Linked DNA regions of Homo sapiens: regions 1, 2, 3, 4 and 5 are each linked to region 6. The links are chromatin contacts, found by Hi-C or POLR2A ChIA-PET in ENCODE. All regions are on one chromosome and are shown on one strand. Each heading gives the region's core, a stretch centred on a gene start or an enhancer-like site at or near the end of the contact. The rest is flanking DNA. Distances are from core to core; before and after follow the strand shown. Region 1 overlaps AKAP13 (A-kinase anchoring protein 13). Region 2 overlaps AKAP13 (A-kinase anchoring protein 13). Region 3 has its middle 12 kb from the start of ZNF592. Region 4 overlaps AKAP13 (A-kinase anchoring protein 13). Region 5 overlaps AKAP13 (A-kinase anchoring protein 13). Region 6 overlaps IL16 (interleukin 16).

What was found. A loop is a pair of places that touch in the nucleus more often than their neighbours do. ChIA-PET counts read pairs that join two places held with the same protein, here RNA polymerase II (POLR2A). Pooled maps may share reads with other maps.
Region 1: a loop to region 6 is called in a map of GM12878, with 5 times the contacts of the local background. The contact joins two enhancer-like sites. A Hi-C loop is called at or near these places in 3 of 168 maps with a recorded cell type or tissue (CD4-positive, alpha-beta memory T cell and GM12878), 10 of 37 single-sample maps with no recorded cell type and 11 of 50 pooled maps. POLR2A ChIA-PET finds 5 or more read pairs at or near these places in 1 of 52 experiments (activated CD4-positive, alpha-beta T cell).
Region 2: a loop to region 6 is called in a map with no recorded cell type, with 13 times the contacts of the local background. The contact joins two enhancer-like sites. A Hi-C loop is called at or near these places in 3 of 168 maps with a recorded cell type or tissue (CD4-positive, alpha-beta memory T cell and GM12878), 15 of 37 single-sample maps with no recorded cell type and 13 of 50 pooled maps. POLR2A ChIA-PET finds 5 or more read pairs at or near these places in 1 of 52 experiments (activated CD4-positive, alpha-beta T cell).
Region 3: a loop to region 6 is called in a pooled map, with 12 times the contacts of the local background. The contact joins two enhancer-like sites. A Hi-C loop is called at or near these places in 6 of 37 single-sample maps with no recorded cell type and 9 of 50 pooled maps.
Region 4: a loop to region 6 is called in a map with no recorded cell type, with 8 times the contacts of the local background. The contact joins two enhancer-like sites. A Hi-C loop is called at or near these places in 1 of 37 single-sample maps with no recorded cell type and 3 of 50 pooled maps. POLR2A ChIA-PET finds 5 or more read pairs at or near these places in 1 of 52 experiments (activated CD4-positive, alpha-beta T cell).
Region 5: a loop to region 6 is called in a map with no recorded cell type, with 11 times the contacts of the local background. The contact joins two enhancer-like sites. A Hi-C loop is called at or near these places in 1 of 37 single-sample maps with no recorded cell type and 4 of 50 pooled maps.

What each region holds. Positions count from the first base shown.
Region 1 is chr15:85,706,225-85,710,665 of GRCh38, forward strand. It overlaps AKAP13 (A-kinase anchoring protein 13), which reads left to right. Exons shown (of 37, transcript NM_007200.5): 18 at 1,795-1,862; 19 at 4,355-4,421. Among named protein-coding and RNA genes, the nearest start is that of LINC02883, 50 kb to the right of the region's middle. RefSeq lists enhancers at 1,124-1,433, 2,406-2,535. Within about 2 kb of position 3,192, at least 6 of the 41 ENCODE cell types and tissues checked have a DNase peak (open chromatin) inside an H3K27ac peak, as active enhancers do; they include GM12878, where a contact is called at or near this core.
Region 2 is chr15:85,686,431-85,691,366 of GRCh38, forward strand. The region is part of intron 16 of AKAP13 (A-kinase anchoring protein 13); the gene reads left to right. Among named protein-coding and RNA genes, the nearest start is that of LINC02883, 70 kb to the right of the region's middle. RefSeq lists an enhancer at 1,167-1,476. Within about 2 kb of position 3,486, at least 31 of the 41 ENCODE cell types and tissues checked have a DNase peak (open chromatin) inside an H3K27ac peak, as active enhancers do; they include GM12878, where a contact is called at or near this core.
Region 3 is chr15:84,733,868-84,738,980 of GRCh38, forward strand. No RefSeq gene overlaps it. Among named protein-coding and RNA genes, the nearest start is that of ZNF592, 12 kb to the right of the region's middle. RefSeq lists enhancers at 1-662, 1,169-1,228, 1,249-1,338, 2,619-2,678. Within about 2 kb of position 1,829, at least 23 of the 41 ENCODE cell types and tissues checked have a DNase peak (open chromatin) inside an H3K27ac peak, as active enhancers do.
Region 4 is chr15:85,580,828-85,585,404 of GRCh38, forward strand. It overlaps AKAP13 (A-kinase anchoring protein 13), which reads left to right. Exons shown (of 37, transcript NM_007200.5): 7 at 1-1,280. Among named protein-coding and RNA genes, the nearest start is that of LINC02883, 180 kb to the right of the region's middle. RefSeq lists a silencer at 551-845. Within about 2 kb of position 1,429, at least 33 of the 41 ENCODE cell types and tissues checked have a DNase peak (open chromatin) inside an H3K27ac peak, as active enhancers do.
Region 5 is chr15:85,402,750-85,407,509 of GRCh38, forward strand. All of the region lies in intron 1 of AKAP13 (A-kinase anchoring protein 13), which reads left to right. Among named protein-coding and RNA genes, the nearest start is that of AKAP13, 25 kb to the left of the region's middle. Within about 2 kb of position 2,287, at least 7 of the 41 ENCODE cell types and tissues checked have a DNase peak (open chromatin) inside an H3K27ac peak, as active enhancers do.
Region 6 is chr15:81,296,995-81,301,740 of GRCh38, forward strand. It overlaps IL16 (interleukin 16), which reads left to right. Exons shown (of 19, transcript NM_172217.5): 13 at 1-84; 14 at 2,386-3,481; 15 at 4,350-4,518. Among named protein-coding and RNA genes, the nearest start is that of STARD5, 25 kb to the right of the region's middle. RefSeq lists enhancers at 1-203, 204-768, 1,474-1,523, 1,697-1,746. Within about 2 kb of position 3,182, at least 7 of the 41 ENCODE cell types and tissues checked have a DNase peak (open chromatin) inside an H3K27ac peak, as active enhancers do; they include GM12878, where a contact is called at or near this core.

The DNA.
Region 1 (4,441 bases), core at 1,942-4,441, 4.4 Mb after region 6:
TGCCAGCTGCAAGTCCTGGGCATCTCTGTGGCAGAGGAGGGGAGGTGCACCATACACCCTGAGTAAGAATAGTGCTCGTGAGGATGGGCAGAAACATGTTTTGGCTTACTAGAAAATAAATAAAGCCGTTTGCCTCGACCACTTTGTTATGCTTCTTGCTGTGGGTCCAGCAGCCTGAAACTCACTTACCCATCTGATAGAATCACAGCAGAGGGAACCTGGGGGAAAATGTGATTCCTCCTTTTTAATTTTATAGATGAGGAAACGGAGGCCTGTCAAGAAGGGACTAGGGTCATACTAGTACATACATACATGCAGAGCCAGGACCTACGTCAAATTTAGTTTGACAGCTGTTTGTCCTTTTGTGTTACTAAATTGATGTTTGACATACTGTAATCAAGGCTGTGTCAGCGCATTCATCTAATTTTAGTTTAAATAGGCATAGTAGGGCCGAGAGAGGAGCATTTGAATAGGATGCATGAGCTAGGCACTATGCTGGAGAGTCTTAATTTGAAGATTCAGCAGTGGGTGAATGGTCCCTGCCCCAGAGAGGGGATAGAGAAAAACCTAAGAGAGTCTCAATACACTGTGCCAGTGGTATTAAGGAGGAGACCTGTGAACCAAGTGGGTGTTAAAGGAAGTGTTACAAAAGGCATGGAATAGGCCTTTGAGGTCTGGGATTCTAGCAGTCTCCTTTCTGGTTTCCTTCCCTCCCCATCATCACTCCAGTCCCCCACAAATCCATGTGTCTGGGCTAAAAGAGATGTTGGCCCAAAAGAGATGTTGGCCCTTAACTGGTGAGTTGATGTAGACAGGACCTGTGATGCTTCCTGAATCAGTCTGTGAGGCATTGCCTAGTGAATGGTATCTGTGGTTGATTTCCTGAGTGAGCCCTTCCCATGAGAGTGTCTCCTCGAGTGTCCCCACAGGCCGATCTTTCATTTGTTTCTGCTTTACCTCTGGCTTCCTGGAACAGTTCTGTTATGTGACTTTATAGCAGCGCTGAGAGCTGATGGTAAGCCTTCTGAGACACAGAGGCTTGGGTTTTTACGTCAGTGGCCCTTGTAGGCCAAGGGAGTGAAAAGTAAAGGAATTGAGATAAAATGCTGTCCTTGCCAAATTGTGGTTTCTGCTTTATCTTTCAAGAAGTCTCCATTTTCTCTTAAGTCACAGTTCCCAGAGGTGCATGTGGGGGTTCCAGTGACCTTTCATGTGTGGTTCCTGTCTCAGAGAATGGGGTGCAAAAAGCCCAGCGTAGTTAAGCTTTTCAGATTTTATATTCTGTGCTTTATTACAGTCATACAAATTTTGTAACCCCTGTTAGGGGCTTTATTAATGTATTTATTTGTAATTTAGACTTACACATTGATGGCAGACACTTTCACTTTTAGTTTTGGTAGCCTCTCAGCTTCCTGTCTGAAAAGTTCCAGACTTACTAGTTTTTGTTGATTAGAAATCACATCTGTTGCTTCCTAAGGGCCAGGAAACTCACCCTTCCCATCAGATCACTTGAGTCGTTGTTCCTCTCATTAAGCTGTAATCTGTCTCCTGGTCTCCAAATAAAGACACAAACACCGAAAAAAAAAAAATCACATCTGCTCGTGTTTTTCCTCCTCCAAATAACATCACAGACCTGCTTCCTAGAAGAGGACTGCAGTGTGTAATTTCAGTCACATTCTCACATGTGAGTGACTTCACTTTGAAATTCAGAGGCCACTTGTGGCAGCAGTGGAAACTCAGAATCTGGGATCTGTTTGCTTTGTCCATGTGACCTTGGGTTTGCTTTCTTTTCAGATTGCAGTGCTTTTGTCCACAAAGGCTGCCGAGAAAGTCTAGCCTCCTGTGCAAAGGTCAAAATGAAGGTAAGACTTTCTGGCTAAAACAAGGCTTAAAATAAAAGGGTTTAAACCAGCAAAATCCTCGGGAGTTGGGAGAGTTGAGGTTGTGGTGGATTTTGTTTATTTTAATCATTTGGTACCAACTTTGAGAACAAATTATAACTAAAAAATATTTTTTCTCTTAAGCGATCAATCTTCTTCTTGAGTAACACTGGAGAATTAGACTTTCAGAAAAGAAAACGCTTTCAGAACTTCTTCACGTTCAATATACATTTCTTCGTGATTTTAATATTTCCGTATTGCTCTTAAAGTGGTTTTCTTCTTAACTACGTCTGCAGGCCTACCCTGCTGTTCATACACCTGTCTTCCTCCTTCAGGACTATCAGGGCAGCAGGTGGAGGTCAGGGGCATTGACCTGCTGGTGGGGGTGGGGAGGGTGTTATGGTTAGCCCCAGCCTGTCTGGTAGCACTTTTCTCCTCAGGTATGTAATATAGGTGGCTCTGATCACATGACGTAAGAATAGAAAGTGCCTGTTTTATGGTGGTATCTGCCCTGAGCATGTATGCTATGTAATCATGCTTTCCCAGTGGCCCTTAAAAAAAAGTGTGGGTTAAGGGCCATACCTTTTAGGTAGCCTGTGAGGTTTTCAATGTTCTAGTCGCCTGTAAGTGTCTCTTCATTCCTTGTCAAAGGAGTGCTTTCCAACTTCGTCGACACAGATGATTAATGAGCTGTGTGCTTCGTCAGTCACCAAACACAGTTATCTAGTGCCATGACCTCAACCTGGAATGTGCATCAGAATCAACTCGAGGGCTTATTGAAAGACAACTTACTGAGCCCCACTCCCAGAGTCTCAGATTCTGGGGGAGAGTCCAGGAATTTGCATTTCTAGTAAGTTCCCAGATGATGCTGATAGTCCGAGGACCTTACTTTGAGAAGCACTAAAACTAGTGTCAAAATGGCAAAGAATAGGATAGCCAGATCTTCTTTAGCCTATGGACACATATTTTGTTTGGCTCATGTAGTATTTTTAAAATGTGAGTTAGTGCAGCTCTTTCAAAATCATGTTTTATATCAGTTTGGATTCTTAAGTTCTCCTGAAAAAACTGGAAGATTTATAACCCTTGGCTCCCTGATATTTCCCTGTACCCAGCACTCCCAGTTTTTCCTTTTTTCCATAGTACTTATCACCTTCTTAGAGTCTGTATTTACCCATCTTTATTTATTATTATATAGTTTTTTATAGTCTGTATCTTCCCCCCACTAGAATATAAGCTCCAAACTCATTAAGCAGGCTGAGGGCAGGAGTTGGCTCCATCAGTGGCGCCTGAGCACCTCACAGGGAGGGAGGGATGGCTGGAGCTGAGTGGTGCTGCCTCCTTTAGACAGGATATGCCAGTTCCAGGCTGCCACTGCCTTCCCACACCCCACCCCACCCCAGCTTGCTTCTGTCATTTGTTGCCTGCCGGCACCATAGTCATTTGAGTTTGTGATCTCTGATAAGACTCAATTGTTGTGAATGTACTAGTTTATACAGAATGATCATGATAGAGACATAGCATCTCCCATATAAGAGAATATAACCTAAAAGGGGGAATTTTATTTTATTTTATTTTATTTTATTTTATTTTATTTTATTTTAGAGACAGAGTCTCACTGTGTCACCCAGGCTGGAGTGCAATGGCACAGTCTTGGCTCACTGCAACCTCCATGTCCCAGGTTCAAGCAATTCTCTTGCCTCAGCCTCCCAAGTAGCTGAGATTACAGGTGCCCGTCACCATGCCCAGCTAATTTTTATATTTTTAGTTGAGACAGGGTTTCGCCATGTTGGCTGGGCTGGTATCAAACTCCTGACCTGAGGTGATCCACCCACCTCAGCCTCCCAAAGTGCTGGGATTACAGGTGTGAGTCACCGCACCCTGCCTGGAATTTCATTTTAAATAGGAAGTAACCTATTTCTTCTAATGATTTATCTCAGATTAATCGCTTCAGTGTATAATCTCTCAAAGTATTTTTGCTACATGGCTACAACGAAAGTATTAACTAAAATTAGTATTTTACCCAATAATTTAGCACCTTATAAATGCTAGTTACTGGAAATGAAATGCAAAAGTCAAAAGATGCTGCCCTTAAGGCACCAGCAATCTACTGGGGAAGACGGACAGTTACTATAAATGAGAAAGGTGCCAGTCACTGCCTTGGGTGAGGAGAGGAGAGAAGCTATAGATGGCTTTACCAAGGAGGCAACCCTTAAATCGTCTTAAAGGGGAAGAATGCCATGCTTCTGAAGGTGAGAAAAGCATTCCAGGCAGGATAGACAGCATCTACGGCATTGGAGTACGTGGCAGGCTTAGAGGATGGCAATTGGGGGCGACCGTGGCTGGGACACAGGGTGCTTAGGGCAGTGCAAAAAGCAGAGTGGGAAAGGAAGCTGAACTGCTTGCTCCCTTCCTACTCGGCTTCTCAGGGCTTGTCAGAGGTGAATTGTCAATGGACTTACTTTCTTTCTCTTTAGCAGCCCAAAGGGAGCCTTCAGGCACATGACACATCATCACTGCCCACGGTCATTATGAGAAACAAGCGTAAGTAGCTCAGCCCACCT
Region 2 (4,936 bases), core at 2,236-4,735, 4.4 Mb after region 6:
TACATTCAAAGAAATTTTTCCACCAAACGTGCCACAAGAATTGTGTTTTCATTTCTCCTGTGCAAGTACAGAATGGAGAGAAAGTAGGCAATCAGGGAGAGATGCAAAGAGTCTAGCAAATTATTTCTAGCATAATCACACATTTAACTTCAGACTCAGCCTTGTTTTATAATTCCAAAAAAAAAAAAAATGAAGGTCAAAGAATACTGCTTTACCAGTATTCTACGTATTTACATATTGGCAGCCAGGCTTAAAATAGAGCCTTACCTTTTTTACTTACCACTGCCGGCTTGGATACTAGTTGGTATCAACAAAAGAAAATCCCCTTGGACAGAGCAATATAAATTAGCCAAGTATTATTAAATGCTTTGTATAGTCTTAGCATTCCACTAGGTGTTAACAGGCACCTAAGAGAACTAAAGCTCATAGTCCTGACCTTGAAAAACTTTATGATCTAGTTTGGATGAATTCAAAATGTTTTCATTGTTTTTTATTTTGCTTTAAAACTACTGAATCTTGTCTTCAAACAAGCTTTTCGTGGAAGACCAATAAATAAGTGGAGATTCCCCCTTTCTAGCCATCTCCCCAATGTCATGGAGTTTTAGGACAGAGCAGTGAATGTACCACTCATCTCATGGATAAGGTAAAACATACACATGATAGGAAAAAAAACAACGTAAGATGGAATTTAGAAACTGGACCCTGACCTTTAAAAAAGTCTCAGCCCTCAGCCTAGCCTCCTTATTTTACAAACTGAGGCACAGAGATGTATGCTTCATGTCACACAACCTCACACAACCTCACACAACCTCCTGTTATCTGACTTCCAGGAAGTAGTACTCATCATTTTGTGTTTAAACAAAATGTTACTATACAGCGTAATTTTTTTCTTTTAACTTTTTTAATCTGAAAGGACTGGAGTTTGCTAGGAGGAGATGAGCAGAAAGGACAGGAGAAAACATATTTTGTGTTAGACCGAAATCTGTGATCACTGGTAGAAACTTTTAGTATCAGTTGACCTCTTGTCTCTGATCATCTCCTTTGTCAAAATGACAACACTTTTTTGCAATTGAGATTGGTTCCTCTTTCAGACTTGGCTTCAAGATTTGATCTCTTGGGGTCGTGCTGTCTTTAGCAGTGGAAACTCAAAAAATTACAAATTTGTAACCCTGAATTGTAGTCCATTTCCCATTACCAAGTGTTTAGAGTGCCCTAGTGGCAACTGTAAGTCACCTTTTATAGTGAGGTGTTACTAGCTCACTTTTAAATAAAATTGGAACAGCTTGGCTTTTGTCAATGTAGCAAAAGATGATTTTTTAAAAGGTGGGGGTGGGGCACAGTGGTACACACCTGTAATCTCAGTACTTTGAGGCTGAGATGAGAAGATCACTTGAGACCAGGAGTTCAAGGTCAGCCTGGGCAGTATAGTGAGACCTCATCTCTACAAAAAAATTGTAAAATTAGCTGGGCGTAGTGGCACACACCTGTAGTCCTAGCTACTCAGGAGGCTGAGGCAAGAGGATCACTTGAGCCGAGGAGTTCAAGGCTGCAGTACGCTGTGTGCACTCCAGCCTGGGCAATGGAGCAAGACCCTGTCTCTTAAAAAAAAAAAAAAAAAAGAGAGAGAGAGGAAAGAAATAGGGGAAATAGTAAAGCAGTATATTTTGTGTTAAATACCCTCACTCTGCTATGTATCTGCATAGCATTTTACCATGCAGAAGTACTGTATTTTCTAAATGGTAACATAAAAATTAATGAATATTAAATTTTCTTAACATAGTGATGCTAACTCTAATCTTGTTCTTAACTATTGAATAATGTTACTTCTCCATAATGTTAACAAATTGAAAGTGCTACTATGGATATTGACACTGATTTTTCTGTGAAAATGATAAATTTTCAGTTTTTAAAAATTATTTTTTAAATAGATGCTGTGAGAGACCGTCTGATCCAATTGTTTTATTAATCTACCATACAATAAAACTAGACCTACATCTTTTAAAGGAAAAATTTAAGCATCTACCGAATATAATATTAAAATGCCACCTGTAACTCTTAGAGAAGTGTCTAAGGATTATTTGAAAATGTCTGCTTTCCTTTTGCATGATATATATATCTTTATGAAAATAGGTTATAGTGATTAACCTAGATATATTCCATTCAGTTGTATAATTGTGATGATAAACAGTTCTTAAACATGTCCAAAGAAGCCAAAAGCCAGTAGGCAGTAAACTGTTCACATTCCTAGGAGGGTAACATATTTTGTCTGGATCACTGGGTTTTGTATATAAACTTAAGAAATTGAGTCCTTGATCCTATGTCCTTTTGAGAATTATCACCGACTGGCATAAGTGATTAGATTAGATAAATATATTGAATGTGTTTGTGGAAGATGAGAGGGGATGCTAAACAGGAAGTATAGCAGGAAGACTGGCAGTTTCTGCTTTTGTCTTAGTATCTTTGAGAGATAGTGCTGTTTCCTGCTAAGTAATTTTGCGTGTTACAGAGTATTTAAACACTCATATGCATGGTGTTCGAGTTCACAAAGGGAGTGTGGAATGACCCTCTTCAAACCATCCTATCACACTGGTTTTCTTTTTTCTAAACCACAGTTACTTTTGCACCAACCTAATACTAAGCTTTCCTCTTTGTAGACAAACAAGAGGTGGTTAGAAATGTTTTAGACAAATCTATTTGATTTGAAGTAGGTATTTTTGAGTGCACAGGTTAAATTCCTGCACAGCTGCAAGTATACTACATGACTTTGTAACAGGACATTCAGTTACAGCTCCTAGGTCCTGTGGTCTGTATAAAAAAGAGCTGTACCCATAGGCCTTTCAGAAGTGCCTCCTAGAGTAGTGTTTACAAAGACTTAATTTTAAATGTAATTCTCATTCCTTCTTTGATTAAAGATCTGTAACATGACAGTTGTTTGATCATATCATGTTTTCACAGTTGTCCAGAGTGTTCTTTTTATTGTAATTACATGTATAAAGGGGTATTTTTGGAAAAGTGAAGAATCACCTTTGATAGTGTCCTAGTGCAGTTGTTACCTGCATCTATCCCTGTTAAATACCGTTAGCCTGTTTCTCCAGCACACAGCTAAAGCATTTTGCCAGTTGTTAAACATGGAAAAGTCAAACTTCAGAAAATAACTAGTCACCACTTTACACCAGGCAACTTCACTGAAAAGTTTTCTTATGAAACTCACTGCATTTTACAAAATGAGGAGTCTATTTTAAAATAGGTAAGATGTGTTCCTTAACTTCCCGTGTAAAAACTTGGCCTCAAACCTTGCTAGAGTTCTTATATTGCTGCTTAAGCACTGTCCACACACACTGTTTTTGGGGGGAGTGAGGTCTCGTTTCATTTCCTGTATCCTTTGTAACAAGGGTTGTTGGCTTTAGCAGCAGCATTCAAACAGTTAAGACTGTCTTAAGGAAACAAGCAGCCTCAGCCCTCCCTCCTTCCCTTTCTCAGCCAGTCTCTGGCTTCCTCTTACGATTTCACTAATGGCAGCTCAAAGCTGCTGAGCTCTGCCCTGACGGCATGCGCCCCCGCTTCTGTGAGAGCACGCTTCCTGGCATGGGGGTCGAATCATGTCGATAAAATGGGCTCGGTTTCATGAAGTACCCCACATAACAGTGAGATTCATAGGACCAAAGCATGGGGAGGTAAGAGCCTGACTTCTTTAAAGCACTAAATTCTAGTAAACACAGAAAGAGCCAGTGGAGTTGGTTGTTTTGTTTTGTTTCCATCCTGGGAAGAACTAATTTGGATTGTTGCAAAGGGAAGCTATTTCTTATTTATTCAGGTTTGAAGAGCATTGCAAGGCTTGAGAGGATAAGCTGGTTGCCATAAAAAGATTTTTTAAACGATTGAAGTATAATTTAACTTTCCTGAGCAAAAAAATCAGATGCTTTTCCATTTAACATTTTATGCATGGAAAAACCTTTAGCAAAATTTAGTTAAAAGAAAGAAATTATTTGAAAAAACCCAAATTTAGTTGTTGATTATTACTAAAGTTTTATGTACTTTAGTGATTACCAATTTTCACTCAGAACAGCTTCCTGTTTTGTAAAGTGAAGGAGTTTTTCTCCCTTCCTCTCTCATTATTTTTTATAGTTCAAAAGTGTAGTAATTTGGCTCTTAGATGTTCATTATATGTATTTGATTAACAAAAGACTTCACATGAATCATAGATCTAGCAATTATTTACCATTTCATTACAGTGGTTGGGTTCTGAACAGAAAGTCAGAAGACCTGGGTTCCCATTTTGACTGTGCTGATCATCTGTTGTGTGACCTTTTGCAAGTCAACCAACCTCTCCAGTCCCTGGCAGCATAGTGCAGTGTATGAGAGCTGAGCTTTACAGTCAGCCAGATCTGAATCTTAATTTCAGCTTGAGCAGTTATTGGCGTGTGGCCTCAAATGCATTATTAAACATCTCTAAGCTTCAATCTCTTCAGATGTAAAATGGAGATAATACCTAGTATTATCATTGGGTTGTTGTGAGAAAATACATGTAAATTGCTTACTACAGTGCTTAGCACGTAGTAACTGTTCAGATTTTTAGCTGTTATTTATTATCTTTATCCTCTACGTTGTAAAATGGGAAGCATAATGCTCACCCTGCCCACTTCAGAGTTATTGAGTCAGACGAAATGATGTATGTAGAAGACATTGATTCAAAATGTTAAGGCATTTAGTAGTTGTCATGATCACTGACTTGGGACACCCATTTTCCTGGAATTTTTTTAGGACATAACAATGGTATTGACAATAGGTAAAACCTCTTACCTTGTGAATGGTAGGTCTTTGTAGTCCAGTTGGTTTGAAAGGAAATTATTTCATTGATACTGATAAGCCAGCCAAGTACTCTGCCAAACAGTGCTTCTAAAGGACCTTTTATGGAGAGCATGGTTATATCCCCATG
Region 3 (5,113 bases), core at 579-3,078, 3.4 Mb after region 6:
GGAATTATAGGTGTGAGCCACTGCTCATGGCCTCCAGCTAAGTTTTTGAAGCCCTATTCCTCCCTCTCCTGCCAGCTCTACAACTGCTGCCTTTACCTTAGAAGAAGGAAGAAGGAAGAAGAGAAGGAAAAGGAGGAGGAGAAGGGGAAGGAGAAGGAGAAGGAGAAAAAAGAAGAAGAAAAGAAGAAGAAGAAGAAGAAGAAGAAGAAGAAGAAGAAGAAGAAGAAGAAGAAGAAGAAGAAGAAGAAATAGCAGTAGTACAGCTTTTCTGACCTTTAGAAAGAAATATACCTCATTTCACTCTGTTATTCTTTCTGGTTAATGTCTTACTTTTCCCTTTCATTGCAAAGTCAGTGTTCTCAGATTGCATGTGGTTTACTGCCTCACTGTTCTTTCTCCCTTTTCTTCTCTGCCATGAGTCACCTGCTGTGACACTTTAGTGACCCTTAAGATACTTCAGTAAAGACCAGTGGGTTGGCAAATCCAGCAAATCCCCCCCCCGCTTTTTTTTTTTCTGAGAGAGAGTCTCACTCTGTTGCCCAGTCTGGAGTGCAGTGGCGTGATCTTGGCTCACTGCAACCTCTGCCTCCCAGGTTCAAGCAATTCTCCCTGCCTCAGCTTCCTAAATAGCTGGGATTATAGGTGCCTACCACCATGCCCGGCTAATTTTTGTATTTTTTAGTAGAGATAGGGTTTCACCACGTTGGCCAGGCTGGTCTTGAACTCCTGACCTCAGGTGATCGCCTGCCTTGGCTTCCCAAAGCAGTGGGATTACAGGTGTGAGCTACCGTGCCCGGCCAACTCTTTCTTTTCTTTTTTTATTTGAGATAGGGTCTCACTTTGTCGCCCAGGCAGGAGTGCAGTGGCACGATTATGGTTCACTGCAGCCTTCACCTGCTGGGCTCAAGCAATCCTCCCACCTCAGCCTCTCAAATAGCTGGGACTACAGGCATGTGCCACAATGCCCAGCTAATTTTTTTATTGAGACTGGGTTTCTCCATGTTGCCCAGGCTGGTCTTGAACTCCTGGGCTCCAGCAATCCACCTGCCTTGACCTCCCAAAGTGTTTGGATTACAGGCGTGAGCCACAATGGCCAGCCTCCCCTGTCTCTATTCTTCCGGATTTCACCACTGTGACATTCTGCACTCACCACTTCCCCCACCCCACCTTTTTTTTTTTTTTAATGCTTTTCTCCTGTAGCTCCCATGACCACCAGAAGTTACCCAACCAGGCAGATCAGTATCCCTTATCAGCTCACCAGTCCTGAATAATCCCTGACATTTGCATCTTCCTAGATCCCCTCTTTGAGACAGTGTGTTACAACTTTTCCTTTTTCCTCACCCCTCCCCCCTTGGTGACATTCCTTCCCTCTTGCCTGCGGTTACTTCAGAGTCAGCACCTGCACCCACACTTGACTCCTCCCCTCCAGCTCACAAGCGGAAGTATCTTCCTAGCTAAAGCCAGCCTCTCTGCGTTTGCTCTCGATCTCTCCCCTCCCACCATTTGGCCCCCCTTAGGGGACAGAACAGATCATGACTGATGCACCTTCAGCCTCTCCTGCTTTACTTTAAAATCTTGTCATCCTTTAAAATTCTTCCTTGCCCTCATCCGCCCTCCGCATAGTTACTGCCCTCTCTCTCCTCCCTCATTTCTGCCATCAAGCCCAAGCTCTCATGAAGCATTCATTTAATCTTCACAGCAGCCCATGAGGATGGTGTCAGTATTGTCCCTATAAAACAGAAGTGGAGTACAGTTGCTTTATTAAACAAGGTCACCCGGCAGGGGTTTGAAGGCAGAGAACTGGGCTTAGGGTCTGTGCCCTTGACCACTATGTCATACCATAATGCATGCCTCATACTGGATGGTGTCTGTTCCCAGCACTCAGCTCAGTGCCTTGCACATACATAGTAGGGGATTAATAAATATGTCTGACTAAATAAATACATGCTGCAAGTTCTTATTCTTTCACTCTTAGAATGACTCACTAGGCTGGGCACAGTGGCTCACGCCTGTAATCCCAGTACTTTGGGAGGCTGAGGCGGGCGGATCATGAGGTCAGGAGATTGAGACCTTCCCGGCCAACATGGTGAAACCCTGCCTCTACTAAAAATGCAAAAATTAGCTGGGTGTGGTGGCACGTGCCTGTAATCCCAACTACTCGGGAGGCTGAGGCATGAGAATCGCTTGAACCCAAGAAGTGGAGGTTGCAGTGAGCTATCATGCCACTGCACTGTAGCCTGGCGACAGAGCAAAACTCTGTCTTAAAAAAAAAAAAAAAAAAAAAAGACACTAATCCAGGGATTCTCAAAAAATGTAGGGGCTTAGGTTTATAGCTACTTTTCTGAAAGAAGCCACAGTTCTCATGAGTTTGTCATAGGAGTCTGTGTCCATACCAAGTTAATAACTTTTTTTTTTTTTCTTTTGAGACAGGGTCTCACTCGGTCAACCTCCTGGGCTCAAAGGATTCTCCCAAGTAGCTGGGACTACAGCTGTGCGCCACCACACCTGGCTAATTTTTTTTTTTTTTTGTATTTTTTTGTAGAGATGCGGTTTTGCCATGTTGCCCAACCTGGTCTTGAACTCCTGGCCTCAAGTGATCTGCCTGTTTTGGTTTCTCAAAGTGCTAGGACTACAGGTGTGAGCCACCGCATTCGGCCACAACTGCTTGATTCATTCATTTTTCTGTCTCCAGTTTCATTTTCCCCCTTCTCCTCCGCCTCACATCCTGTACAATGCCAGTAGATGACTAGATTGTCAATGTCTCATTTTAATTCTGTTGCTGGTAAAAACATAAGAATAGGCCAGGTGGCACAGTGGCTCATGCCTGTAATCCCAGCACTTTGGTAGGCTGAGGCGGGCAGATCACCTGCAGTCAGGAGTTCAAGACCAGCCTGACCAACATGGTGAAACCCTATCTCTACTAAAAATACAAAAATTAGCCAGGTGCAGTTGCACTCACTTGTAATCCCAGCTGGTAGGAAGGCTCGGGTGGGAGGATCACTTGAAGCTGGGAGGCAGAGGTTTCAGTGGGCCAAAATCACATCACTGCACTCCAGCCTGGGCAACAGAGTGAGACTCTGTCTAAAACAAACAAACAAACAAACAAACAAATATATATATATATAAATATGAATAATTCATACATATATGAATAAATAATTTTCTCTACCTAAAAAGTCTTGAATGCCCTCACCCCACTGCCTCCAACATAAAAATCAAACACTCTGGCCCAATAGCCAAGGCTTTCAGTAATCAAAGCCCAACACACTTTACTAGTACTCCCATTTTTCTCCTGCTTGAATTCTCTGCCCCAGGCAAACCAAAGTCTTCTAACTTCAAAGCCTATGTTCTAACTCGTCTTTCAGCAGTTCATTCAACAATAATGTATTTCATTCCTGATCTGAACCAGGCATTATGCTAGGGGTGGGAATACACAAATGAATACAATACAGTCTTTACCCTCGAGAGACTATCAATCTAATTTGGGAGAGAGATGTGAAAACAAAAATCTAAAGACATGGAATGACAAATTGTCCATGGGAGTTATTCTTGCCTGGAGGTGGGGTGGAGCTGAGAGTAAAGGAGACTTTTCTTTCTATGTTCAACATGTCTGCACTCTTTACCTGTTTCTTTTATAACATGCATGCTTTACTTTTGTAACCAGGGGAAAAAAATCACATTACATGAAAATTATGATTAATTCAATTCTGAACACTTGAGTTCAAAGAAAAAGCCCATAACTGTCAAAAACATAGTAAAATTAAGGAAGAAAGGACAATGAACCAATAGAAAAAAGTGGACAAAGCTATGAGAAGGCATTTCTCAGAATATGAAACATTTATGGTCAATAAACATATAAAGATATATTCAACTTCATTAATCATCAGAGAGGTACAAGTCAAAACCACAGTGAGATTCCATTTGATGTCTATTTGAGTGGCAAAAATGAAGAAATCTGACAATAGCTTGCATTGGAGAGGATGTGGATCAAGAGAATCTCATATACAATGTTGTTAGAAGTGTAAATTGGTTTAAAAAAATCAAACCAGAACAAAACAAAACCCCAAAACCACTTTGGTAAACAACTGGAAATTATCTTGTGAAGCTGAACATTCACAATAGAATTGTGACCACCAATTCTATTTCTATGTAAATAAGAAAAAGAAATTCTCGCATTGGCCGGGCGCGGTGGCTCACGCCTGTAATCCCAGCACTTTGGGAGGCCGAGGCGGGCGGATCACGAGGTCAGGAGATCCAGACCATCCTGGCTAACATGGTGAAACCCTGTCTCTACTAAAAATACAAAAAATTAGCTGGGCGTGGTGGCGGGCGCCTGTAGTCCCAGCTACTCGGGAGGCTGAGGCAGGAGAATGGCGTGAACCCGGGAGGCGGAGCTTGCAGTGAGCTGAGATTGCGCCACTGCACTCCAGCCTGGGCGACAGAGCGAGACTCCGTCTCAAAAAAAAAAAAAAAAAAAAAGAAATTCTCGCATTTGAGCAGCGTTGGGTTTTACATGAAAGTTTTTGGTAGCACTTTTGCAATAACAGAAATCTGCAACAACCCAATGCTCAATATTGGGAAATCGGGTGTATTAGTTTGGGTTCCCCAAAAGCAGAGCCTGAGACAAGGACTTGGGTGCAGGTTGTGTATTTGGGAATTGATGATGTGTGTGGAGGACAACAGGTCTAACGGAGAGGAACGAGTGAGGTAGGGTAGGAGGGAAAGCCAGCGCAGGGGGCGTGATTGATTTTTGGAGTCCTCTGAAAAGTGTAAAAAATGCCTCCTAGAATTGTCCATCTGAAGGATAGGAGACTGGGGCATTTATTCCTTGGCTCATACCTGCCACTGGTTGAAGGTTGTGTTAATTCTCTTTACTTTCAGACTACGCCTGTGAGAGGGCTGAGTAGGCTCTTATGGCTTTGAAAAGGCCTTGAAACAGAAATTGGAGAGGCCCAAGACCTGACACTTGCAGCGGAAATTGTAAGCGAAGGCTCCCATGAAACTGGCCACCATATATTCAGGGCTAAGAGGCCAAGGATAAGAATACAGGCCACCAAGAGTTTCTGTTGCATGGGAAAAATGAAAGTTAGTATAGTCACACATTAGAATTGTC
Region 4 (4,577 bases), core at 179-2,678, 4.3 Mb after region 6:
CTCTGCAGCTCAGGAACAAGATAAGGATAAAGCGGTGACCTGTTCCTCTATTAAGGAAAATGCTCTCTCTTCAGGAACTTTGCAGGAAGAGCAGAGAACACCACCTCCTGGACAAGATACTCAACAATTTCATGAAAAATCAATCTCAGCTGACTGTGCCAAGGACAAAGCACTTCAGCTAAGTAATTCACCGGGTGCATCCTCTGCCTTTCTTAAGGCAGAAACTGAACATAACAAGGAAGTGGCCCCACAAGTCTCACTGCTGACTCAAGGTGGGGCTGCCCAGAGCCTGGTGCCACCAGGAGCAAGTCTGGCCACAGAGTCAAGGCAGGAAGCCTTGGGGGCAGAGCACAACAGCTCCGCTCTGTTGCCATGTCTGTTGCCAGATGGGTCTGATGGGTCCGATGCTCTTAACTGCAGTCAGCCTTCTCCTCTGGATGTTGGAGTGAAGAACACTCAATCCCAGGGAAAAACTAGTGCCTGTGAGGTGAGTGGAGATGTGACGGTGGATGTTACAGGGGTTAATGCTCTACAAGGTATGGCTGAGCCCAGAAGAGAGAATATATCACACAACACCCAAGACATCCTGATTCCAAACGTCTTGTTGAGCCAAGAGAAGAATGCCGTTCTAGGTTTGCCAGTGGCTCTACAGGACAAAGCTGTGACTGACCCACAGGGAGTTGGAACCCCAGAGATGATACCTCTTGATTGGGAGAAAGGGAAGCTGGAGGGAGCAGACCACAGCTGTACCATGGGTGACGCTGAGGAAGCCCAAATAGACGATGAAGCACATCCTGTCCTACTGCAGCCTGTTGCCAAGGAGCTCCCCACAGACATGGAGCTCTCAGCCCATGATGATGGGGCCCCAGCTGGTGTGAGGGAAGTCATGCGAGCCCCGCCTTCAGGCAGGGAAAGGAGCACTCCCTCTCTACCTTGCATGGTCTCTGCCCAGGACGCACCTCTGCCTAAGGGGGCAGACTTGATAGAGGAGGCTGCCAGCCGTATAGTGGATGCTGTCATCGAACAAGTCAAGGCCGCTGGAGCACTGCTTACTGAGGGGGAGGCCTGTCACATGTCACTGTCCAGCCCTGAGTTGGGTCCTCTCACTAAAGGACTAGAGAGTGCTTTTACAGAAAAAGTGAGTACTTTCCCACCTGGGGAGAGCCTACCAATGGGCAGTACTCCTGAGGAAGCCACGGGGAGCCTTGCAGGATGTTTTGCTGGAAGGGAGGAGCCAGAGAAGATCATTTTACCTGTCCAGGGGCCTGAGCCAGCAGCAGGTAAGCAAAACATAATACAAAATTAACAGTCTGAGAAGCAGATTCCCTTAAGAGTCACTGTGGTGTCCTGGTAAAAATATAGGCATCTTTGTTGTTTTGAGGCCTTGCACTCATTGGGTAGGTAGCCAAGTTAATAGTCACCACCATCAGGAGGGGCACGTCATCTCAGGGTTGGACAGATTTTGCTTCCTGTATTGTAGACTTACTGCTTGGTTGCTTAAGCTTATAAACACTCCTGTCTCATTCTGGAGTGGTTGCAACTTTGCAAACCTAGAAAACAATGCCTAGATCACAGGTACTCTAAAGTGGTGAAAGAATTTAGCAGATGTTTTTATTCACATGGCTTAATCCTTTTCTCTAGTACCATAGAAAACAGTGCCAAAAAGCTGTGTTTTATCTACAAGCCTGAAACTCCCTTCCTCCCCTATCATCCTAGTCTGTATTCTGAGCAAATTTAGAGTCAGAGTGGTTTCATGAACAGCTGTAAGTATTGTTCTGAGCTGACTTCCCAACATCCAAAATGGTGGTATTAGGTCATTGGTGGTTTTTTGTTTGTTTGTTTTTGTTTTTTTTGGGCTAGGGGTGTTGTTGACGGGGAACTCCTTCCTTTTCCTGCTTGGGGAGTGGACCTCTAGTTCCATTGCCTGTTGCTTTTGGGCAGCAGTCTGAGAATTCAAGACCCTGCACAGTGCAGGGGATAGGATGCAGGATTTCCGCCCAAGCCCAGTCTGCTGAGCTGCTGTCACAGGGCAGACCTTGTGTCTGCTTTATCTTGGTGAAGCAGCTGCACTGAGCAGATTGCTCACACAGCAGCCTGTTCCATCTGTGGGTAACCATGTTCCGAGGCAGCAAAGAGAAACCGCTATTGCTCCGTGGAAATAAACTATCTGAATAAAACTTCTTAACGGGGGTTGAGGCTGAAGCTGAAACGGGAGTCGGACACGATCTTGGCTCCTGAAGTCTTTAAAGGTCAGTTTGATGCACACTTCTATACCACCACCTGTTACCAGCTGTAGACAGAAGACCTATCTCCATGCTTGCCCCTAGGCTTTTGTAGGTAAGAAGCAGCCTGTTTTGTCTTTATTGTTTATTTTTGCTGTTCTTTTCAATTTTTGAAAATCCCTTTACACATATGTATTAAGAATGTGGGGGAGGGTTATGGAGAGAAATGAATCAATGGAGCAAAAGAAGTTGCTTTGGAAGAAGCGCAATTTAAATACAGTGGTTATTTTCCCTGGTAAAGGGCTTTTAGCCGTTTATAATCTTTTTCCTCCCCAGTTGAGGGATTTAAGGAATCCGAGGTAGAATTTTTGATGACTTTAGCTTTTTAGTTTTATTAATGTTTTGGATTGTTAGTGATAGATACTTGCTGGCTGTTGTCTCAGGATTTAAATGAGGTCTCTAATTTTTAAAAAAAGCCACAACAACAAGTCTATTTTGGGGGCCCTGGCAGGTTGGCATTTCAGAAGAATGGGAGTGGCTGTAAGCTGATGCCTGGTGATGTTCTTTTCATTTCGGTGCTGCGTCCTTGGCCACATGGGCCGGAATTATTTCTCTTTCTGGCTCAGTGGTCAGAATTTGACTCAAGCAAGTGTGAACTCTGTGGGGATTGTGTCTGTAGTATCCTATGAGAAAAAGTAAAAACCAGGGAGAATTTCAGACTTTGATTTTTATTAGCACATATAGTAAAGATGGTGAGAAATGACGGATGTTTAGGATTTTGAGGTTTTGAGAAGGAAGAAAAATGTATGGACTTTCAGCAGTATATATGGGCTTGAGGTTGGTAAATTTTGTGTAGGTGAGTTACTTGTCCTGTTACCAAAAGGAGTCATACTCATGGTCTCAAACTGCAGAGGAACTCTGTATTGATGGTCTCAGACTACAGAGAAAGTAGCCAGTCATGAAGAAATTGGTACTTTCTTCAGAAAATGGCCAGGATTGGGAAAATCCCTGGTCACATTACTTTAGAGAAAAAGCACCTGAGTGTGATCTCAGAGCCAAAGGGTATTTTCTATCAAGTTTACATTCTACTCATAGATTTAATCATACTGTTTTGTGAGTGAGAAGACATAGGTTTAACTGCTGATTTGGAAGGAGCCAGTTTGAAAGAAGGGGATGTGGCCCTTGACCCACCAAAAGCATTGACCACAGTGCTTAGGAAATCAGTGATGCATGACTGAGCCACGCCAGTCCTGCAGAGGCTGCCGACACCCGTCAAGTGTGAGTAATCACTGTTTTCTAGTGTGACTGGTTGCTGTGCCAAGATGCATCTTTTCAAAGTTGATAGGTATAGGAAAGGAAGGAGGTACCAAAAATCACATCCCCAGAGGAAAGCAACCCTCTTTCCCCCCAGAAATTACTCTGACTCACTTAGAGATGTTTTGATCAAGGGATAGTTCTAAGGGGATTGCTTAGTCAGATTTTAACTTTAATAACATTTTATGAAATTTAACACAGATTTTGGTTCTTTGGGCAAGGAAACTTGTTTACCCATTTTTAAACTGCTGGTAAGATTATATAATTATAAGGTCAAAGAAGGAAGAAAAGAGGTTCATCTATAGAAATGTAACTCTTACAAATTTAAGGTAGACTTTTGTACATGTCATGTGCTCCTAGAATAAAATCTTAATATAATTTATTCTTTGGTGAAAGAAACTTCTGTGCTCTTTAGTGTGGGGAGCATTTTTCTTGCCAGAGTAGTGGCATCACTAGGTTAATAACCACAGATGCATTTCCACATGAAATCGAGATGACAGTTCCATTTGCATTTGGATTATTAAGGTGAATTTTGACTGTTCAATCATGAGTCCCGTTTAAAGAAGTGTCAGAAGCCTAAATTTGCCTCAGACATCATTTATCATTTCCTTCCTGTATTTGCTTGACCATGTGGTGGTCAGGTAACAAAAACCACCACTGTTTTTGGTCTGTCAACATGGCCAGCAAGAGGACAACTATGTAATTCTTGAGAAAACATGCGCAGAAACGTTTCTCTTAAGAAAGGGATAGCTAGTCTGTGATTAGGTTTCAGTTTTGGAAGAAATAAGGGTTAAAAATAAGACGTAACTGCTGAGTAGTTCATTCTTACTGGTTACAGTGATGGGTGGATCAGAGTGTGTTGTATGTTAGTGAAAGTCATACTTGTCCCAGAGGCTTTTTCTCATTCTCAGTGGCTTTTTCCTTTTTGTTTTGTACAAATCCTTGCTTTTTTGATGATGGCCAAGATGGACTACCTAGCTTCAGCTATTAATCTGTTCCCCTGAAGCTTATGAATTTAGTTTTCCATATGCAAGTTGGTGC
Region 5 (4,760 bases), core at 1,037-3,536, 4.1 Mb after region 6:
TTAGCTCTGCCGTAAATGGTAGTTGAGGCTTACTAAGATTGTGTAGCTTGGCTAAACTCCCACAGCCAGAAGTGCAAGAGCTGGGGATTGAAACTAGGATTGTGTTTCTAAAATGTGTGCATTCTTTATTATGTTCACCTGCCTTTCTTAAAGTTACAGGAGTTTTGTAGCTGTGAGACGTTTTTAATAGCACCGCTGTTACTCATGTTTTTCATTAATGAAATCTGGTAATAAAAGTGATTAGCAACGTTCATTGTTCTTAACTGCTTGTTATGCCAAGGACTCTTAATAGTAGGGCAGAAATGATTTGATTATATTGTATATACCATTCCTTATCTGTTAGGTCCTCATAAATAAGGAAAAAATGAGAAATTTGTAAGATTAGAGCAGAATGAAATAAGCTATGTTTTCTTTAATGGTTGGAAATTATTCCTAAAAGAATAATAGATATGAAAAAAATCTAAAATAGGTGATGCTAAATTCTTTAGAGTCAGTGAACATACAGAGATTAGATTGTTTTATGATCAGTGTGGTGCTAACTTTGATGCCCTAAGAATGGATTTACCATGGTGGTACCTAATGCAAGGAAATTGGGCATTTTTTTCTTCACAACATAATTTATTGCTGGACACTGTAAAAATATCAAAACGTGGTGGGCATTAGTGCCACTCACTACAATTTCTAGTTCTCCTTTTTGCATGTGGAATATCACATTTCCCAGCCTATTTCAAGATGGCATGGTCTTGTGACTTGCTGTGTCCCATGGAAATGTGTCGCTTTTGGCTAGAAGCATTTAAAAGCTGATGTGAGGTCGGGCGCAGTGGCTCATGCCTGTAATCCCAGCCCTTTGGGAAGCTGAGGTGGGTGGATCACCTGAGGTCAGGAGTTCGAGATCAGCCTGATCAACATAGTGAAACCTTGTCTTTACTAAAAATACAAAAATTAGCCGGGCGTGGTGGCGCATGTCTGTAATCCCAGCTACTTGGAAGGCTGAGGCAGGAGAATCGCTTGAACCCGGGAGGTGGTTCAAGCGATTCTCAGTGAGCCTAGACCACACCATCGCATGCCATCCTGGGCAACAAGAGCAAAACTCCTCTCAAAAAAAAAAAAAAAAAATCTGACGTGAAATGCTCTCTCTCTTTCCTTGCTTTTGGGACCTGGAAGCACAAGTAGCTATGACAGTACCACATGATGAAATCAGGTTGGAATACTGCCCTGAGGCTTGAAGGATTGCTGCCCCAGAGAGTTGCCTGGAGCCATAGTGATCTTTGAGTGAGTGAGGAGTAAACTTCATTGTGTTAACTTCTGATACCTTCTGGTTGTTGTTACCATAGTATAATCTAGCTTATCCTGACTTTACTACACACATCATCAGAAATCATTAGTGTAAAAGATTTTTAAGGAGAGGGACTGACCAAGATTGAAGCATAATTACCTCAGATGCAGATAAGGTCAATAGCATAGTTAAGGGCAGGTTTTCTCTTTTAGCTGTCACCTGTTTTATGTTTTGTCAGTTTATTCTTCTTTTAGCTCAGTTTTGGTCGTATCACTGCCCCATTTAAAAATAGTAGTTCCTCATTGCCCACCGAATAAAATCTGAGTAAGGCCTGCCACAGTTTGGTTCTGCAACAACACGCTTTAAAAACTGTTCTCTCACTGTGGTGAAGTATTTATTTATCATCATGTGCCTTTGCCCATTCATGCATTTGAGAAACATATATTGATTACTTTGTGTGCCAATGTGGAGGCTAGACCCTAGGGACACACAAAATGTTCCTTCCCATCTGTTCATGTCCAATTCTGCCTTAGCTTTTCAAGCTAAGTCTTGAAGGATGTTTCCTACATAAACCCTGCTTCATTCTCACAGTTGGTTATAAGCTGTCTTTCTGACCTCTCAAGCATTTCTGGCACACTGTTTCCTATCCTGGTTGTAAAGTTGTACTTGTATATCTCATTCCCTTTACTGGGCTAGTGTCACACCTTTGTATCTTTAGTACCTAGCTCCCAGCTTATGGTAGGGGCTCAGTAATCTTTACTGAATGAATGGCTGTTAGATTGTGGCTGTGTTGAAAAGCCAATGATTAATTTGCCTTTGTTTGACAAATTGTTACTATCTTTAAAGTTATTTTGCCTTCGTTGCTTGCACTTACCTCCTTCTAGCTATTATCATTGTGTGTGTTCATTCTTAGTACTCAGTAGGGCCTTATGTAGCAGTGGTTGTGTTTTTTTCTTTTTTTATAAGCTATCTGGAATGCTGTATCCTAGCACATTCTGGTGAGCTTTCCTTACCATTGTTTAAAGTCTGTTTTGTGTTTTAAAGATCCATTGTGAAGTTTCTTAATGTGACTTCTAAGTCTAGAGCTTATGAATAGATGAGTCATGTGTTTTAATCGATTCAGACTTAGTTTTGTCTTGGTGTCTTGTTGTTTCTACTGATGTTTTCCTGAAAGATTTGTGCCTTTGAATCTGTGTTCTGAACTTATACTCTGGTTTCTCTTCGTATGGTGTTAGTCTTTCCCCTTTTACTAAAGAGCTTTGAACTGGGTAGTTTAAAAGACCCAGATTCTAGTTTAGTTTGGCTTCTAGCTCACTTTGTTAACTTTGGTTGTGAAGTTTGTATCCACGAAACAAATGAGTTTGACAAAAATCCATGATTCACATACTGATTTTACTATGGACCGGGTAAGTTATTTGAATTCTAATCTTGTGTGGATACAAAAATTGGAGACAAAATTCTGGTAGGGTTGGCAAAGGTTGAAGGAAACTTTATTTATTTATTGAGTGCTTACTATGTGCTAGATGCTGTTTATTTGCCTTATTCACTAACCTGTGAAGATTTTATCTCTGTGTTTTAGTTACAGAAATATGAGATACAAAGAAGCTAGGATACTTATTGAGCTAGTAAGGGCAGGATCCAGAACTTCGGCCAAAGTCAATTTCATTCCAAAGCCAGTGTTCTTTTTGTTGCAGTTTGCAAGCCGTTCCAGACTTCTCTAACGGAGTAGCCTTTAGGACAAATGATAGGTGTTGTATGTGTCTCTTGAAGAAAGTACTCTCTGTTGCATGTCATACTACTGGTAGAATACCTGCCCTCACCCCCCACCCTCTTTTTTTTGAGACAGAGTCTTGCCCCATCGCCAAGGCTGTTAGAGTACACTGGTGATCACAGCTCACCACAACCTTGAACTCCTGGGCTCAAGCAGACCTGCTGCTTCAGCTTCTTGAGTAGCTGCATCTACAGGCATGTGCCACCATGCCCAACTAACTTTGTAATTTTTATTTTGTAGAGACAGGGTCTCACTATGTTGCCCAGGCTGGTTTCAAACTCCTGGCCTCAAGCGATCCTCCTGCCTTGGCGTCCCAAAGTGCTGGGATTATAGGTGTAAGCCACTGAGCCAGACCAAAATGCTCTTAAGATACAAAAACTAGAGTGGATAAATAAACTATTTCTCTGGATCTTTGATTAAGACTGCACACCCCACGGTAGTGCAGTTATTTCCATTGTGCCTGTAAGTGTGCTTTACCATCCTGAGTGAAGAGTGAAGGGACCATGATTAAAATTCCCATGACATTGTATGGTTTTATGATTGTGGTTTCAAGTCTTGCTCTCTCTCAACTAATTTTTGTGACCTTAGACTAGAAAATAGTTTTTTTTTTTGTTTTTTTTTTGGAGCTGCAGTTCCACTGTGTGTAAGATGGGAAAAACAGTACCTATTTTATATACCATATTGCTCGTTGCTGGACACATATGTGTCCAGCAAGCATTTATTTTTTGTCTGTGGTTGTACCTATAATTGGGGAGAATTTTTTTTCTTTAAGTGTAGATCAATTATGGTATAGGACATTGGAAGGTAGAAGAAGAGGTACTATATACAGCAGTTACTGACCTTTCCAGTCTGAATTCCTATTTAGAAATAAACTACTTATGTTATTTGTGTTACTGTTTTAGGAGACATGAATTGGCTAATAAGTTGTTTGCAGTGTTGTTTCTTTGCTAATTTTTGTAAATGTAATTAGATTTCATAACATTTTGTGTTAGGAGAACATAGACACTTTGAGAGAAAAATGCATAATAAAAGCTAATTTGATGGTTTCTAGGGGTAGTTCTATTTTGAAATTCCTTTCAGCAGACAATATGAGACAGCATATTATGGGCTAGGCCCTGAAAGAACCAAGGGAGAGTAAAGCACAGTCCTAGGCCACAAAGAGTATGTCTCTGGAGGATAAGATCTCTGGATTTTTTGTCCTACTTACAAAACAGAAATAATATATTTTATGCTAGTTACAAGTAGTATAAGCTCATTGAAGAAATATTTAAGCAGAAGGAATGTGCACCAGCCACTAGGAATGCAAAGATAATTGGGGTATAGTGAGAGATATGGAAATTTGTTGTGTAACAATGTTAGAGTACCAACTTTGTGGTATACAGGCTTCTAAGGAACACAGATGAGGGATGAGGGATGGGACGGGTGTGCTGGGTCTTTTTTTTTTTTTTTGGGACGGAGTCTTGCTCTGTCACCCAGGCTGGAATGCAGTGGTGCGATCTGGGCTCACTGCAACCTCCGCCTCCTGGGTTCAAGAGATTCTCCTGTTTCAGCTTCCCGAGTGGCTGAGACTACAGGCATGCGCTGCCATGCCTGGCTAATTTTTTTAAAATTTTTTTTATTTTTAGTAGAGACAGGGTTTCACCATGTTGGCCAGGCTGTTCTTCAACTCCTGACCTCAGGTGATCTGTCTGCCTTGGCCTCCCAAAGTGCTGG
Region 6 (4,746 bases), core at 1,932-4,431:
CTGCCGGCTGCCCAGGACCTGGTATCGGCCCACAGACCAAGTCCTCCACAGAGGGCGAGCCAGGGTGGAGAAGAGCCAGCCCAGGTAAGCTTTCATTGAGATCTTCCAAAAGGAAGGGTCTTTTGAAAAAAGGTGCAGGGATAAGATAAGAGCACAAATTGGCCTGAGGATCAGAGTGCTCTGCATTGACATCACCACTGGACCTGGCTGATCAACAGTCAAGGGTTCCAGGTGCTGGGCAGCAGCACCGTGGAGGTGCTGTCCAGGGTGGGGAGCCTCCTGGGTGGACGGGTGATGCTGTGGGGGTGGCAGCAGGAATGCAGGCCATTCTGGATAATTGGGAGGATGGAGCCCTTGGAAGAGGTCCAAAGACACACCCACCCAGCCATCCTGGGCAGCTACCTCTAGGGTGCCAACATTCCAGTTGCAACAGTCCTGCTGCATTCAGGATTTCTGAGTCAGAGAATGCAACGCCAGAAAAGTATAAATAGCATCTACCAGTGGTCACCTCCTCCATGAGGTGGATAGCAAGGGTGTGTCCACATGGTACACCTGACAATGCTAAGACATGACTTGAATATTTATTTGCTTGCTAGAGAGAGCATAGGACTTGAAGTCAGGGAATCCTGGATCTGTCTGTCATTAGTATGATTCTGAGCAACCTACTTTGCCTTTCTGAGCCCAGATTCACTCATCAGCAATGTGTGGAAGAGCACGTAGACCCCAAGCATATGATGCATTCAGCAAGCACACATTGAATGCTGGCTTCGTGAGGCCCTGTGCTAGATGCTGGGGGGAGAGAGAGAAAGGGATGAGACCAGGTAGTCAGGTCCTGCCTCCAAGGAGCAACTAGTAGTGGCAGGAAATAAACATATAGACTATAAAACATATGACTGTTTGAGTAACACTACAGAAAAGCTCATGAAAGACTTTTGGAGGGCTAAGGGACATTTTGGAAAGATCTAGCACATCTCACCCAGAGCAGAGGCCCTGTGGGTGGAGGCTCCTCTCCCTTAGTCACCCTAATTGAGGAACATTCTAGCAAAAGCAAACGCCTCAGTGTTTAACTGACAGGAGGTTGTCACTCCAATCTGCAAAGGGCTTGCCTGTGGAACCTCTGCCTCCTGATTCTCACAACAGCACCTTACAGCCAAGCCATTCAAAAATGCAGAAACAGGCTGGAGGCCTGGGCTCACTTGCCCAAGGCCAGTCTCTTAGATTGTGCAGAATTTCTCTTTGATATCATCAAGGTGTAATGCTCCATGATTCACTTCTTTTGAAACCTGGCATTGAGACAAGGGACAGGAGGGATCAGAGTTCCTTCAACTGGGTTGCGTTCCAGTAGCAAGCATCCCCCAAGGCACACAGGCCAGCCTCCCTCTGCCCCTGGGAAAGAGAGCCAGGACACCCTCTCCCTTACCCATGCAGATATGATGCTGGTTCAATGCTGGCTTCTGAGAAAGACTCCTATGTGCTCCAGGGCATGCCTGAGGTCCTGGCTGGCACAGAGCAGGTTGCACATTGCAATCCCCTGCTCATCACATTCCCAACACCCAGGCTGCATCCCAGGTATCTTCAGTCAGTACCTAGGGGTGGGCGTCAGTATTTTTCAGGGCCCTCCAGATTCCAGTATGTAGCCAAGGTGGAGAATCCTACTTCACAGATTCCTTTCTACCTGGAACCTTTTCATCAGCTTTTGAGGGAGGGAAAACACTCCTTTGCCGAGAGCAAGCTGATCAATGACCTGTGTATAGGCAGAGCAGCAAACACACGGCTTCAGGGCCAGGCAGGTACATACATGGGAAATGCTGGCTGGGTGAGAGGGAGCGTGAAGAGCTGTGGGAAGCCGAAGTGGCCCCATCAGAAGCTGTGCACAGGCACCTTGTTTTTAATGACACGGGTAGGTCAAAGCACAAACAGCTGCCAACTCATGACCTTTGTCTTAAAAGTTTAAACGGCAGGAGAACTGCTTTGGCTTTTACACATTTAACATGGTATCTTGGAGGCTCCTTAGTGCAGTAGAAAGGACATGAACTTCAAGAGTCAGGAGACACAGGGTCTTGCCTGAGCACTGCCATCAGATGGCCCCTTACCCTTCTTGAAATGTAATATGCCAGAGGTCGGCCCAGATATTCTCTGAGCACCCTTCCAGGCCTAAAACACTAGGATACTGTGAGATTAACTCCTACTTCTGGTCCTTCACTCCTGCCTGTTGGCAGCTCAGTCAGGTAATAGCACCTGGAGTTCACCCACCTGGGTGTCCCCCACTTCTGCTAATCTCCTCCTCTTGAATCCTTCTTGCTGTTCAGCTTGGAAACTAGAATTTAGGAAGAAAAGTCACTGTATGATGTAATGCACAGCTTTGGCCTTGTTTCTGCACTGTAGTGACCCAAACATCCCCGATAAAACACCCACTGCTTAAGAGGCAGGCTCGGATGGACTATAGCTTTGATACCACAGCCGAAGACCCTTGGGTTAGGATTTCTGACTGCATCAAAAACTTATTTAGCCCCATCATGAGTGAGAACCATGGCCACATGCCTCTACAGCCCAATGCCAGCCTGAATGAAGAAGAAGGGACACAGGGCCACCCAGATGGGACCCCACCAAAGCTGGACACCGCCAATGGCACTCCCAAAGTTTACAAGTCAGCAGACAGCAGCACTGTGAAGAAAGGTCCTCCTGTGGCTCCCAAGCCAGCCTGGTTTCGCCAAAGCTTGAAAGGTTTGAGGAATCGTGCTTCAGACCCAAGAGGGCTCCCTGATCCTGCCTTGTCCACCCAGCCAGCACCTGCTTCCAGGGAGCACCTAGGATCACACATCCGGGCCTCCTCCTCCTCCTCCTCCATCAGGCAGAGAATCAGCTCCTTTGAAACCTTTGGCTCCTCTCAACTGCCTGACAAAGGAGCCCAGAGACTGAGCCTCCAGCCCTCCTCTGGGGAGGCAGCAAAACCTCTTGGGAAGCATGAGGAAGGACGGTTTTCTGGACTCTTGGGGCGAGGGGCTGCACCCACTCTTGTGCCCCAGCAGCCTGAGCAAGTACTGTCCTCGGGGTCCCCTGCAGCCTCCGAGGCCAGAGACCCAGGTGTGTCTGAGTCCCCTCCCCCAGGGCGGCAGCCCAATCAGAAAACTCTCCCCCCTGGCCCGGACCCGCTCCTAAGGCTGCTGTCAACACAGGCTGAGGAATCTCAAGGCCCAGTGCTCAAGATGCCTAGCCAGCGAGCACGGAGCTTCCCCCTGACCAGGTCCCAGTCCTGTGAGACGAAGCTACTTGACGAAAAGACCAGCAAACTCTATTCTATCAGCAGCCAAGTGTCATCGGCTGTCATGAAATCCTTGCTGTGCCTTCCATCTTCTATCTCCTGTGCCCAGACTCCCTGCATCCCCAAGGAAGGGGCATCTCCAACATCATCATCCAACGAAGACTCAGCTGCAAATGGTTCTGCTGAAACATCTGCCTTGGACACAGGGTTCTCGCTCAAGTGAGTTTCTACACCCGGTGTTTCTCTTTACCTTTCTCATCTTTTTCTTTCTCATCTTTATTTTTAAAAATAATCCTATATATAATTTAAAAAATTCCCAGATATATTGATTAAAGAATTGTTCTGCCTCTTTCTTTCCATGTGTGTGCAGATGTCTGAGTGTGTGTGTGTCTGTCTGTAGGTATTACACCTCTGCCTTTCACATTAAGGAGGAGTTTTCACAACATCTGGCTTCAGGAGGGCTGGGAGGTAGGAGGTGGGACTGGCTCCCTGGTGAATTGCTCATGAGGGCTGACATACGCCTGTGGAGATTTGGAAGGTTGATGCACATCTGAAATGTCCTGCGGTTACTCAGAAAGACCAGAATGAGGCCAGGAAATTATCCATCAGGAATTCTTACTCTCCAAATGGAATCCACTTGTACTCTGCACGTGGGTTCAACTCCCTCGTCAGGGAGTTAGGATGTCTGGGTCCTAGTCTCAGCTTAGGCACTGATTCTGACTATGAGCAGGTTCTTTCCATGCTCACCCTCAGATTCCTTGTCAGTTGAAATTAGGAGATGGATGAGACCTTCTATGCAGAACCAAGAGGATGTCAGACGTGCCATAGGGTCCCTGCTGTAGGGCTGGGGCTTGGTCTTCCCTCTGATCAAAGTAGCTCTGCATTTATTAGTTTTATTTATTATTCTTACACTGCTGGGAAATATCTGTAGAGTGAAGGTATGCTAGTATCTACTCATAGATTTGTTGCATCAAATAATATGCACATAAGTGCTTGGCACCACACCTGGGACATAGTAATTATACAATCACTGTTACCTCTTTTTAATATTGTTGTTCATACTGTGTGTTGTTTCTCCTTATGAAAGCCTTTCAGAGCTGAGAGAATATACAGAGGGTCTCACGGAAGCCAAGGAAGACGATGATGGGGACCACAGTTCCCTTCAGTCTGGTCAGTCCGTTATCTCCCTGCTGAGCTCAGAAGAATTAAAAAAACTCATCGAGGAGGTGAAGGTTCTGGATGAAGCAACATTAAAGGTAGGTTTCCTTTGTAAGCATCTGCAGTAACCAATGGCTTATTATGGCTGTGTGGCCACCTTAGTTGGGCCAGAGGGGAAGTAGCTTGAGTAGCCTGCTCACATCAGACCCAGGTTGCGTCCTGTGATGGTGGGACACTGTAGCACTTGACCACAGTAAGACCTTCCATTTGAAGAGAGCCTTTTAGCTTGTGAACCACTTTCAGTAGATTGACTTCTTGCATCTTCT